Regions from separate parts of the Mus musculus genome. Here region 1 is linked to region 2. A link is a contact called in ENCODE Hi-C or POLR2A ChIA-PET data. All regions are on one chromosome and are shown on one strand. Each heading gives the region's core, a stretch centred on a gene start or an enhancer-like site at or near the end of the contact. The rest is flanking DNA. Distances are from core to core; before and after follow the strand shown.

Region 1 (6,272 bases), core at 558-3,057, 39 kb after region 2:
ATCCCTTCAGCACCTGAGAAGCTGCTGGTTTGCTGTTGGACACGGCCTTCCAAAGCCAGGTGAGGTGGTCTTGGCACTGGTGTTGGCAGCTACTTATTCTCAGCAACACTGAGCCCAACAACGAAATGACAACACTGTCTCATCCCCAAAGACTCATTTCTTTCCCAGACTCACTAGGAAGCCTCTCTCCTGTCACCAGTGCATCTGCTTTAGAGCCTGACCCTGTCTCCCACAAGCACTGACCACAATCCCTAGTGGGACCTAGGTGTGGGCCATTTAGACAACTTAAGTGTCAAACCTGGGACTATGAGCTTGGAGAGCCGATAACCTTGGCCTAATGTTTTTGTTTTTGTTTTTGTTGTTGTTGTTGTTGTTTGTTTGTTTAGATAGGTTTAATTTGAATTTGTTGTTGTTGTTGTCTTTTTTGACAGTTTCAGTATAGCCCAGTATAACCTTGAACCTTGAGATGATCCTTCTGCTACCGCATCTTAAGTGCTGGTATTCAAGGTGTGTAGCACTATGTTAGTCAGGATTCTGTAGAGAACAAAACCAGTCAAGTTGTGTGCTACTTAGTTTTGCCAACTTCACACAAGCTTAGATCCACCTGGGAGAAGGGACTCTCATCTGAAGAACTGCCTTCATCAGAGTGGCCTGCAGGCTGGTTTGTGGGGCATTTTCTCGACCACTAATTGTAGAGGAGGACTCAACCTGGGCTGCTTGAAAGATCAGTCAAGCAAGCCTGTAAGCAACATTTTTTCTATAGTCTCTGCTTCAGTTCCCACGTTCAGGTTCCTGCCTCCTGACATAGAAGTATGAGATAAATGAAATAAAACCCCTTCTTAGCAAGTCAGTTTTGACCAGTGTGTTATCACAGCAAGGAGAAGCTAACTGGGATAAACTGACTGCTACCACCCCAGCCACCATGCCTGACTGGCTTACTCTGTTTAACATACAGTGTGTTCTTCCCTCCAATGTCTGCTTCCCAGTTTGCCTCTGCTACTTCTAAAGTCTCCTGCTGCTTCTTGCAGCTTAGGAGACTTGCCCCTGCTCTCGGTTCTTGTTGCCTGCCTACCATCTCCTCCCCTTTCTCCTCCTCCATATCCTTGGTTTTCGGTTTTGTTTTTCTGTTTAATTTTGTGTTATCTACTTCCTCCCTCCTTCATTTCCTTATCCCTGGTCCTCCATTTACCCTCATTTTGCTATCTTGACTTCTTTAGCACATTTAGTTTATGATTGTTCCACTCTGCCCCACCCCCACAAATATCCATCTGTAGTTAAAATAGGTGTGTGGCCCTTCCAGGGCCTTTGGAGCCATGTACCAGAAGCTGGCCTCACCTGTTTCTCTAAGGAGAACACAGGGCATAGTTGTAGAGTAGTATCTCTCCCTCTCTTCTTCCCTTCTTCCCGGGAAGACACTAAAGCATTGCTGATCCAAAGGCCTGTTTTATCGGGCCAGTTCTGGCTGTGATGTAGTCACAGGGGACAAAGATCCTAAGGCACGGATGGTGTTTTTATTTCCATGACTCTGCTGATAAAACACTGAGAAACCTGAGGTCATCATACCAGGGGCTTGAGCTGCACAGAAAAGCCAGGAGCCTAGCAGCTACAGCTAAGCCCAGGGAGTCTGGCAGAGTAGACCAGAATGAGCTTCAGTCAGTACTGGGTTGGGCTGCATCGCCTGCTCACTGAGAGCTAGTGACCTTGCTTGCCAACCTGGAGAGCAGAACTCTGTGCACTTTACCTTCAACATCTGTAAATTGAGGCAATAACCACCTTTTCTACGGTTAGGGTAGAGCGAGTGTAGGAGGAGCTCAGTGTGAGGTGTGTCCTTAGTGTGCCAGCAGGGTGTGTCCTTAGGAAAGGGGAGCAGGAAGCCATGCTGGGCTGAGGAAACTGCTGCTCAAGTAGCGCTTGGTTTGATCACCACATGAAAACGCAGCAGGAGAGCCATGTGAGTAACCCCAGTGCTCAGGGGGCAGAGGCAGGAGGATCCCTGGAGCCTAGAGAACCAGTTAGTGAGTCTCAGGTAATGAAAGAGACTGTCTCCAAGTATGAGGTGGACAGCTCCTAAGGAACACCCAGCGTTTCTCTCTGACTTCCACACATGCACACTGTATTGATAAACGGTAAAGCTTGGAGCTCGGGGGCAGTCCTCAGTTCCTCTGCCATTGTCATAGTGGCCATTTGAGCCAATATGCATCCAGATAAATGAATAATTAAATGTACTGGGCTGGTGAGTTACAGCAGGTAAAGTCACTTGCTGGAAGGAGAGGACCTGACTCTGTAAGCTGATACATTGTCTTCTGACCTTCACACTTGTACCATCACACACACACACACACACACACACACACACACACAGAGAGGAGGGTGGGGCAGCAACTAGCAATAACAATAGCCTTTTCTGCTAAACCTATGTTTCCTGAAACACTCGTTGGATGTAACAATTTTCTCTCAAGCTGTTGAGAACTATGTTAAGGGTAGTTTCACAGGCTAGAAGGAGACCCTGGACACATGACACATATGTAGGAGGTGTGCAGTTCAGTCTCCATGTGATCCCCCCAACAACTGGAGCAGGGGCTCTCCCTAAAGCTGTAGCCTTACTGTGGTATCCCTTCCCCAACAGGGCTGCCTTGTCTGGCCTCAATGAGACAAAATCTGCCTAATCTAGCAGAGACTTGATGTTGGGAGGGGGAGCTCAGGGGACCCCACTCTCTCAGAGAAGAAGGGGATGGGATATGGGGGAAGGATTCTGAGAGAGGGGTTTGGAGGGGGCAGCATTTGGGATGTATATCAATCAATAAATAAATATTAAAAAAAGAAAAGGAAAAAAAAAACCTGATCATCTCCCCCACACACTTTTAAGACTCATCTGCTACAGTGCATCACAGATGAGGAAGATGGAAAGTGGCCGTTCCCTGTTGAGTAGTCACAGAGGTAGAGGGGGTAAGAATGGCCAGCATTTCTAGGCCATCCTTTGTGGCCTTTGAGGTGACAGATACATTCCTTACATTAGACCACAGTCAACAAAGAGGGACTGAAGGGTCTGACTCCAGGGACAGGAACTGATGGTAAGTGCACTTATGGGCATTGCTGGGCAGGCAACTTATGGAGGAAGAAGGAAGCAGGTGCGAATTGGGGGGGGGGGGGACGGGACACAGGACTTCCTCTTGAGATTACTCCAACCCAGCCCCCTATGCCCATTTACTGCAGTTGTCCAAACCATGTCAGCTATTAAACCACACCAGAGAAGGTTGCTTTTATGTGATTGACTCTAAGGTCTTTGGAATCATCCAGGTGGATACTAGCGAAAGGAGGGCTCCTTTCTCCTTCCAAGTTCTCTCTTTCTCTAAGCATATTGATGGTGGACGCCATTTGTTGTTGAAATTTAGAAAAATATTAAGTTCACAAGAAATTCAAGCTTGGTAAATATGTCTCCATGACACCTCTGCAAAAGTGTACTTGACCACTCCTCATCCCATCTCCCTCACCTCCAATCCTCACAACTCCCTCCCCACCTTCCACCCAAGACCCAGGATCTGCTGCTCCTGGAAACTCCCAATCTCTCTTTCTGTCCACTCAGCCTGTGGTGACCTGGTGCTGAGGCTTTTGGGCTCAGCTGCTAAATCAATCTCTCTCTCTCTCTCTCTCTCTCTCTCTCTCTCTCTCTCTCTCTCTCTCTCTCTCTCTCCCTCTCTCTCCCTCTCTCTTTCCCTCCCTCTCCCCCTCTCCCCCCCTCTCCCCCTCTCCCCCTCTCTCCCCCTCTCCCCCTCTCCAGCAGGATGGGGCCATGCTGGTCAGGCCTCCCTGGAAAAAAAGCAGAAATAAATCAAACACTAGCTCCTACTTAAGATCTGATGAAATTCTCCATTTCCTTTCCAAATTGAATTCCTCCCTCAGGAAGGGAGCAGCTTCTGGGAGTCACAAAGGCCTCCTTCCTTCTCTGCTGGAGGCATGTTTTAAATTAATGGACACAACACTCTAATCTGGCTGGGTGGGTCGCATTAAGGAGCAGTAGAGGGACAGTTTTCAGGCTGGGCGTGATACAAGCTTCAGGCATCTAGTACACTTGTCCTCTGCAGAGGAGTGGCCAGCCTCCACCATGCTGGGAAAGTGAGGAGCATAGATCTGCTGAGGCTCTCAGCAGCCCAGGCCTGCCTATTTCACACACACACACACACACACACACACACACACACACACACACACACACACACCTATAGCACAGAGCATGTGGCAGAGAATTCAAGAGAGGGGCTGTTACTTTGAGATTTAAAATGGCAATCCTGCATAACTCTCATCTGGAAAAACAATACATTCAATGACTTATGGTTTAAGAAAGCAAAACAATAACAACAAAATCTTTGCTCTTAGTGTGAAGATGTTAGCAATGTGATTATCTTCCTTGAGGTAGGTGATCCCTCTTCCAGGGCATAAGAATTCCAGGGGTTTTGACAGAAGGGAAGCCTGAGCCGATTGCTTGGGTCTGAGAATACAGGATTGGACTGTGCACCTGTGAGTGGGCCTTGCATACCAAACCAAGGTCATGGTAGCCTAGACATTCTAAAAGCTCTCTGTTGTGGGGTGCTGTCTATGCTAAGGGACCTACTAGCAAAGGGACATTGACTGTTGATCCTCAAAGTGGACTGAGGTGTGTTGTTTTCTTTACTAGCTACTGAGGAAAACGATGCTTTAAAACGTCTATGTACCTTGAGTAAGTGATTCTGACATTCAGAGTCAGAAAGAGGGAAGGAAAGTTGTCGTTATCCCTTATGTCCCAAGTTTGCTTAACACCCTTGAGGGTAGTCACTGAAAGCTTGAAAGCAGGGTCGGTCCCACATGGACATTGGCTACCGGGAGAGCTCTGAGTGATAACAGAGTTATTGTATCATGTGTGACAACCTATCTTCACACTTCCTTCTTCCCCACAGAACAGTAGGAAATTGGTTACTGTTGACTGGGAAGAAAGGGCTGAGGGTAGGAAATGGGAACTTTAGACAGATCTCTATAGATCTGTCCTTAGTACATCCCAGAGGCACCCCCAGTTCAGGAAGGTGAGGAGAGAAGTCTGGTGGAGATGACTGTTCATGGGAAACAAACTGGAAGATGGAAAATGAAGCTCACTCCCCACCAGCCACTCATGTGAATTCTTCCATCTCTTCTGGAATAGTCATTCACATGGGCCCCCATTGGAACAAAGCAGTGGACCCCAGTCAGGGGCAGTCCCTCTACAAGTCCACACATCCCCTTTTGAACCTTCCTGGCTTGAGACAGAGTCAGCTGTCTGATCTCTGCCCACATGGCCATGGCTGTCACAGTGGCCACTGGACCCTTTCCAGAGATGAGCCTGCTCATACAGTCTGAAGTTACTCTGTTTTGTTTTAGCTAACGGGTGCACTGCTGCCAGCAGTATGTCTGGAATGTTATTTACTTGTGCATTTCTGTGGCTTTTCGTGTAGCATCACACTTGGTGGAGCCAGGGGTCATTCATTTGAGAATGCCAGGCTGTGCCACTTTTGTCTTTCTTGGTAAGGTAAAGGGGAGGCTGGCTCCTGTGCTGGGAGGTTCCCTCCCTCCCTGCCTGCCTTCTTACATTTTTGTCTGAGCTGGTAATCTGTTTGACTCTTGGTGCCTGTTGTACCGCACCCCTTTTTCCTCAGTGCCTCAACTCTGCTTTTAATATGTGGGGTTTCTGTGGGCTTTCCGGAAAGCCTGGCAGATGCTTTTTCATTTGCGTGCCTGCCCTGTTATTACTTCACATGAAAGCTGTCTATTTTGGCAGTCCTGACTCCTGCGATTGCAATTTAGCTCTCTGAGCTGAATGGGTGATATTGTGCAAGGGAAATATAGGTGGGGGTTTTCTCTAATGGGGGCTGTGGGGGCGGACCAAAAATCTGCATGCTGCTGTCTTGGCTTGTGCAGAGCTGACATGATGGCAAACAAATAGGTTTTGAAAGAAGGAGCTCAATCCTTAGTTTGGGAGTTCTCACAACTCGCTTGCTTTAATTGATAGATTTGTTTTTAAAGAACAAATTCTTCATTAGGAAGGACATAAACAAGTTCTAGATAAATGCTAAAGGCTGAAGGTGGAAGCAAAGCGAAGATCCTGTCTGTCTGTCTGTCCTTTCTGACAGCCGCTTCCTCCCACATCATCTCTGCAGTTTTAATCATGGTATTTGGAGTCACAGAAGAAACTATGGAAACTGAGATTAGATGAGTTGGTATCTGGTGCCAACCCTTAGGCCATTTGCACCCCTGGGACGGATAGTGTC
Region 2 (6,425 bases), core at 1,845-4,344:
AAAAGCTTCTTTCCAGAGTCTGCATATTTGGCTGACATCTCCCAGGCCCCTTGAACATATCCTACATGCTCAATACTGAACAGCGGTTTCTCATTGCTGGCCTCCATTCTGCCAAGTCCATGATCTTTCCAGGTTCAGTCCCTCCCATAAGATTCACCAAGGGCCAGCCCCTCCCTCCACCTGCCTCAGGTACCTTTTCTTTCCTCTTCATTGAAATCACAGCACATAACTCTCTGTTGTTTGTATTATTTGTGAGCACAGCACCTTGCTCCCAGAATTGGATTCTCACAGATAAGTGTGTTGAGGATGGAGGGAGGGTTGTACTTGTATTTTTTTTCTCATTGGATAATTTATTGCTTTTAAAACTTGTGTAAGTTCATATATATGCACTATAGCATGCATGTGGAGTTCAGAGGACAGCTGTAGGAGTCAGTCCTCTCCTTCCACTATGTGGGGGTCCTATAAGAACTTATAAGGTTGTCAGCCTTGATTCTGATGGCTAGCACCTTTATCAGCTAAAATATATTGCTACCCCTATTTCTTTGGGAGTTTTGTTTTATTTTTAAAACAAACTCTCATTCTGTAGCTGAAGCTAGCCTGAAACTTGCTATGTAGTCCAGGCTTACCTCAAATTCATGATCTTCCTGACTCAGCACCCCCTCCCCAACCCTCTTTGCCCTGCCTTCAGTGCTGGGGTCACAGGTATAAGCCACTATGACAAACTAAGTCTTTAAGCTGTTGTGGGTAGTTCCATTTTGAACTTCTTTATGTTCTCCCACAGTCTCCAGATTCTGGGAGCAAAGCATTGTGCTCACAAATGCTAGCCCATTCAACCAAGTAAGTTCTTGGCTTGTTTATTAAATAATGGGTTTAAAAACACACGGAGAAAAATCTCCATGGCCTGTTCTTCAAGCTGTTTCACAATGTAATGGTAAGATTTGGTTTGGGTACATGTGACTGAAAACTCAAAATAACTTAGAAATAGGAGTTTAATTATTTTCCCTTGTGAGATTAGAGACAGAGAGGCCAGGCTGTGGTTCTCCACTGTGTCAGAAAGCACAGTGCTTCTACCATCCTAACCTATACTTTTTATTCTCAAGATCAACTCATGATTCTCAATGGTTGTCAAAGCTCCAGCCATTGTCTACTTATTCTATCCAGCTAGAAGATGCAAGGAGCTTGCATTGCCTGTCCTTAGGAGGTTCTCTAAGCTGCTGTAGAATATTTGTCCATTTGTTTTGGTGTTTCTGGAGGTTGAACCTAGGGCTTCAGGCACTCTAAGCGAGCTAACAATGAGCCAAGGCCTCAGAGTAAATACCCTGCCAGTACTTTGGCTTATTCAGTCTTAGTGCTACTTAGCTGCAAGGGAGGCTGGAAGATGAGTGAGGTTGCAAGAGAGGCTGCAGTGTGAGTCCATGAAACTTGGAAGTACTAAGGCATTACAGGGAAACAGCTGGACTCTGGTGAGAACAGTTTCAGTGCAGAGAGCAGATGGCTAAACCAGTTCTTGCATCTTCTGTGTGCTCAGTGGGATAAGCAGAGAAAGCAGAAAACAAGACAATCATTGTCTTTATTCTAAGGAAATTTATAATTTGAGGTGGATAGGCAATAAACAAGAGAACAAGTAACTGAACAAGGGCTCAATGAGAAAATAGCAGGTGCTTATAGAAAATAAGTCTCATGGCTTTCCCTGGATCAAAACCAGTTGGTGCATTGAACATCACTAGAGTTGCTTATTCGTGTGTTAGGAGTGCAGTTTTCAGCAGAGCTGTCTGCTTTTGGACTGTGCCTTTTGCTTTGGGGGATAAAAATACACTAAAATTGTTTTTGCTGGGCCATTCATGAGGTCTATTTACATTGGGGAATTGTAGCCAGGCATTTCTATAAAGTTTTTTATCTGGGCATGTTTATGTTAGGTTTTGTTTATGTAATATAAATGCACGTTTTCGGCAGCCATTGATTTAAACATGTGAAGGTCATTATGAAAAGTGTTGTTAGTAATAGAGGAGACTCCCAGTGGCATGTGTTTAATGAAGCAGCATGATTTGTAAAATATCCTGAGAAATGTTAATGTTTTGGATTCTTTCCCAAGGGAGGACTTTTTATTTTCTTCCACTCTGTATGCAATGGTCTTTGATTTTATAGTAGTCTGCCGTAGTATCAGACTTTTGCAGAGAACTTTTTGTTTGTTTTAAACAAAGAGCCATCGGTGACACTTACTTGGCTGTGGTTTAATGCTCTTGGTAGTAGTTCACAACTATCTCTGCAGTCTTGGACTGAAGTGGTTGAGGGCTAGAGGGAGACTGTTCCATGGCTGTGTTGACTCACCTTAGTGATTTTCTGGGGACTTGCTACAATTTTCAGCAATTTAGATCTGTAGTTTATCATCTCGGTTATGGTGAAGACCAAAGTCTGGAGAAGAGAAAAGTCCTTAGATAAGTCTTAGGACTGTCCCTGGCTTTTACACGTGAGCAGCATGAATCAGCAGCAGGAAACTGTGCACTGACAACATATTCAAGCCAAACCAGGACTTGGGGGAAAACAGGAAATTTGACCAAATGTCTCTGCCTAGTAACAGGTTCTGTGTGTCTTTGTTAAGATCATCACAGCTTGTTTTAATTCTCTTTAACTTCCTCTCCAAATTCTGATGCTCTGTTTCTGTACAGTTTCTGTGTATCCTTCATTTAATAAGCACTGTGCTTTAAACAGACTGCTTTTCTGTAATAGAGGAATTTCAAGCGGAGGGAATCTATTATGGAATTGAAATGTGTCTTAGTCCATAGGCACTTTGGTGTTAATAAGTTGCTAATTAATAAGCAAAGCTTTGGCCATCATGGTGGCTAAACAGCCTCTAAGCCCGCTGACTGGTAGCATGGCTTGATGCTGTGCACAGTGGCAATGCCTGGGCTGAACACTTTTGATGCGCTTCACACTGTCTTCCTTTACACTTGGACTTTTGTTGTCACTTTAAGAAACTGTTCCTGTTTAATCCGGGACAGCTGTGTACAGTTGAGAATGTGTGCCTTGGTTCTCACAGAAATCTGACCTAACAGACAGCTGTTGGAACTCCTATATGAAAATCTCTTCTAGACAGTTTGTGCTACTGCTGGACACTTTCCAACCACAGATTCTACTTGATAATAACCACCTTGAGGGTGCAAACCAGCAGAGCCGTGCTTCAGCCCGCTGCCTAGAGGAAGATGGCTGATATTGCACATTTTACATTTACAGGTTAGGGCCGGTGCAAATCACCACGTAGTTGGAAAGTAAGAAACCATAAGTCCATAGACAGAAATCCTTCGGCATGGTAATCTCTACTTTCTTTGCCATGTAACTGGACCATAGCAGGAAACCACTGGCTATGAAGCAAGAAGCTGCCTGAACCAGGCAGCCCAGCTACACAAAGAACCATGTGGCTCAAGAGAGGATCTGGACACAGAATCCATTTTAAAGTTTCCAAAATGAATGTCAGGAAGCACAGTCACTGGAATGAGCTCACTGGCGTGTTTTATTTTGAGAAATGTGGGGCATGCCCATTATGAAATGGGAACCTGAAATGTGATCCATCCATCTTAACCAGCCCAGGGCTTTATTCAATTCTTCAAGCCTTAATCCTGTTAGCTCCACGCACAAAGGAAGCGCAGGGCTCCTCTCTGATGACTCTCCCCAGGCCTCCTGGCATCTGCAAACCACATTTTGAATTTTACAAATGAAGCTTATTATTTGATTATCAATGTGAGTAGCCGTGGTGAGGCCGCTTTCTAGATGAATATTCTAGACTGTGTACTTTGAGAAGAAGCCTTAGAAGATGATGGTTTCAGTAACTTCCTAGAATTGGAGGATTTTTTTTTTAAAGGAAACTTATTTGACTAAGTGAATTTTAGTGTGAAGCACATCAAATGAATGACTTTAAACCCTAATTTTTGGTTTTCAAATAAAAGCTATTTGTTGATTTAAAATGTAACCAGCACCATTTATAGCTTTTTTTTAATACTGTATTTTAAAAAGTATGTGCTTAAGGGGTTTTGAAGAGTTTAATGATTCATAATGAGATTATAAAATGAAAAGTTTTGGTTTTTTTTTTTTTTAAGTTACTTTCTCCAAGTAATTCAGAAGGCTAGTGTGAAATTCTTTAGACTTGCTCATGGCTGTAGATCCTTTGGCTGTAGATCTAACCCAGCAAACGTTGAGATCTGCTTCCGATGCTGCTGGGAGCTAATCCACTGAAGTGAACATGAGCTAATGACACATTAGGCCAAATTCTATTATCTGCTTTTCAGCCGGCTGCTGCAGTTTGATTAAATTTAGTTCTGAGGGCTCAGCTTTGAAACAGCCAAGGGCTCTTCATTGGACTTAACAAAAACTTTCCCCCAGATCTGAATTATTTTAAACCTCCTTTGCTTAGGGGACAGCAGCCATTTCTTTCTGTGCATCAGGAAGTGTTTACTTCCCTTCTGGTTAGAAGCTTTGGCTCTTCCAGGTACTGGGCTGACAGTACTGCAGCGTCTCCATGCCGCTGTGGCCTAGACCTTGTAGTCATTTGGTTTATGTAATAGTCTCACAGGGTGTTTGCTTTTAGAGGTCATATTGCCTAATATTTGCAAAGGAAAGGGCTCTTCCAATTTTCCTATTGTGCACTTTATGAATATTAAAAGTGGAGAAGTTTGCCTCCTACTCTGATAAATAGTTTTGTGCTTCTGTCTACTTTCTAATCTCAGAGAGATACCTGGCCCTTTAGTCAGAATTGCTGCATGCTCCCTCCCCAATACCTAGCCTTGGAGTTAAAGTAGAGCTATGCTCCCTGGAGAGCTCCCTCCCCACCCCTACAGGCTCTACTGTACTTCAGATCATCAAGGGCCGTTCTTTTGGGGTACAGACCTGGCTTCTCATGCATTGATACATTGACTTATCTGGAACTGGGTAATTTAAACCAGTTCCTTTTCATATTAAACATGTTAGGAAAATCAAAGCTATAACATCAGGCCAGCCAGAAGAATGAGTGGTTGGACAGTAATATGTTTATAATATAAATCCTTCCTATTTTCTCAACTCATGCTCCCCTAGCTGTCTTGCATTTTGGCAGGCAGAATACTTGGGAGGTTGGCCCTGTGGACACCAATTTATGAATTTGTTGATCATTTGTTAAGTAAAATTTCAAAGCTGCAAACAGACAAACTCACTGCTGTTTAAAACCAAAATCAGTACTTCAAGAGATCCATTGATGTAAAATATTCTGGGAGCTGGGGCTCATTTCCCCAGTGAAGCCACTTGGAGGCTCTGGGAGGCTTTACCTTCCATTTACTCAGACAGTCAGATATAGTGAACTCTACCAGAGTCAGAGGCATAGCAGACTGGAAGGCAGATCTCACCAGCTTCACTTCTGCCAAGGGATAGAATATAGTTTAGAACATTGCACTTTCACGCTCTACAGTGCTATGTCAGGTGTCTCTGACTTTTGAGTCCTTCAGGGGATATTTGGGGTATAGGGAGCTTTGAGAAGAGAGCTGGGATACTGATAGCCTCGGCAGCCTTCAGAGGGATCTGTGGTGCACTCCTGGGTGCTGATGCAGCCTGGAGACCTGTGAGCTTACTTGTCAGTTTCTGGTACTTGGAGAAAAGACTGTTTCAGAAAAGTGATGAGCATTGCCAAGAGTATGGGGGGATAGTCTGAGTTACACTTCCTGAAATGCTTGCCAGGAAATGTCCCTAAATATTTTGAGTTAACTACTTTTTTTTTTTTTAAGACAGTTATCAATGTGTAGCCAGTGCTGGCCTTAAACCCAAAAAGATTATCCTGCCTCTGTCTCTCAAGTGCATGTATTAATTGATTAACTTATTGGATTTCCTGTGACAACCTTAGTATACAGCCCCAGCTGGCCTTGAACGCCTGACCCTCCTGCCCTGGATTTTTAAAAGCTAAAGCTGTGACCTCTGTTACCACAGCTTTAAAACACCAGCTTTAGGCTAGTAGAAGCCTGACTTCTTTCAGGAAGAACTTGTTCATAAATAGCAGCTGGCTACATGATTGTAGGCCTCAGTGAAGAATAAAAATGTGGTCTCCTTAATGCAAAGGCGGGGGGGGGGGGAGATTAAAAGATATTAATATAAAACTTTTTGCTTTCTTCTTCACTCTACCTCATTTAGGATGTATCTTATTTGCTATCTAATGTTAGTTTTAAATGAAAGAATGTAAAAATTATTAACATGAATTTTTATAATTTATTACTTATGATATTTTAAGATATCATGAGACATAGTAATTATAAATTCAGGATGTTTAAATCATGTGTAAAATCATTCAAGTTGCATAATTCTTCATACTTCATTGTATTGATCAGGTTTTGGTGTTATTGTTGTTGTTGTTACTGTATGCAATGGTTTGAATGAGAATGGCTCCCATAAGCTCATTTAATACTTGGTCTCCA

What was found. A loop is a pair of places that touch in the nucleus more often than their neighbours do. ChIA-PET counts read pairs that join two places held with the same protein, here RNA polymerase II (POLR2A).
Region 1: a loop to region 2 is called in a map of heart, with 2.9 times the contacts of the local background. The contact joins two enhancer-like sites. A Hi-C loop is called at or near these places in 1 of 37 maps with a recorded cell type or tissue (heart). POLR2A ChIA-PET finds 5 or more read pairs at or near these places in 1 of 5 experiments (Patski).

Annotation. Positions count from the first base shown.
Region 1 is chr13:63,149,649-63,155,920 of GRCm38, forward strand. The region is part of intron 5 of Aopep (aminopeptidase O); the gene reads left to right. Among named protein-coding and RNA genes, the nearest start is that of Gm30409, 20 kb to the left of the region's middle. Within about 2 kb of position 1,808, at least 1 of the 3 ENCODE cell types and tissues checked has a DNase peak (open chromatin) inside an H3K27ac peak, as active enhancers do; it is heart, where a contact is called at or near this core.
Region 2 is chr13:63,109,682-63,116,106 of GRCm38, forward strand. The region is part of intron 5 of Aopep (aminopeptidase O); the gene reads left to right. Among named protein-coding and RNA genes, the nearest start is that of Gm46422, 18 kb to the left of the region's middle. Within about 2 kb of position 3,095, at least 2 of the 3 ENCODE cell types and tissues checked have a DNase peak (open chromatin) inside an H3K27ac peak, as active enhancers do; they include heart, where a contact is called at or near this core.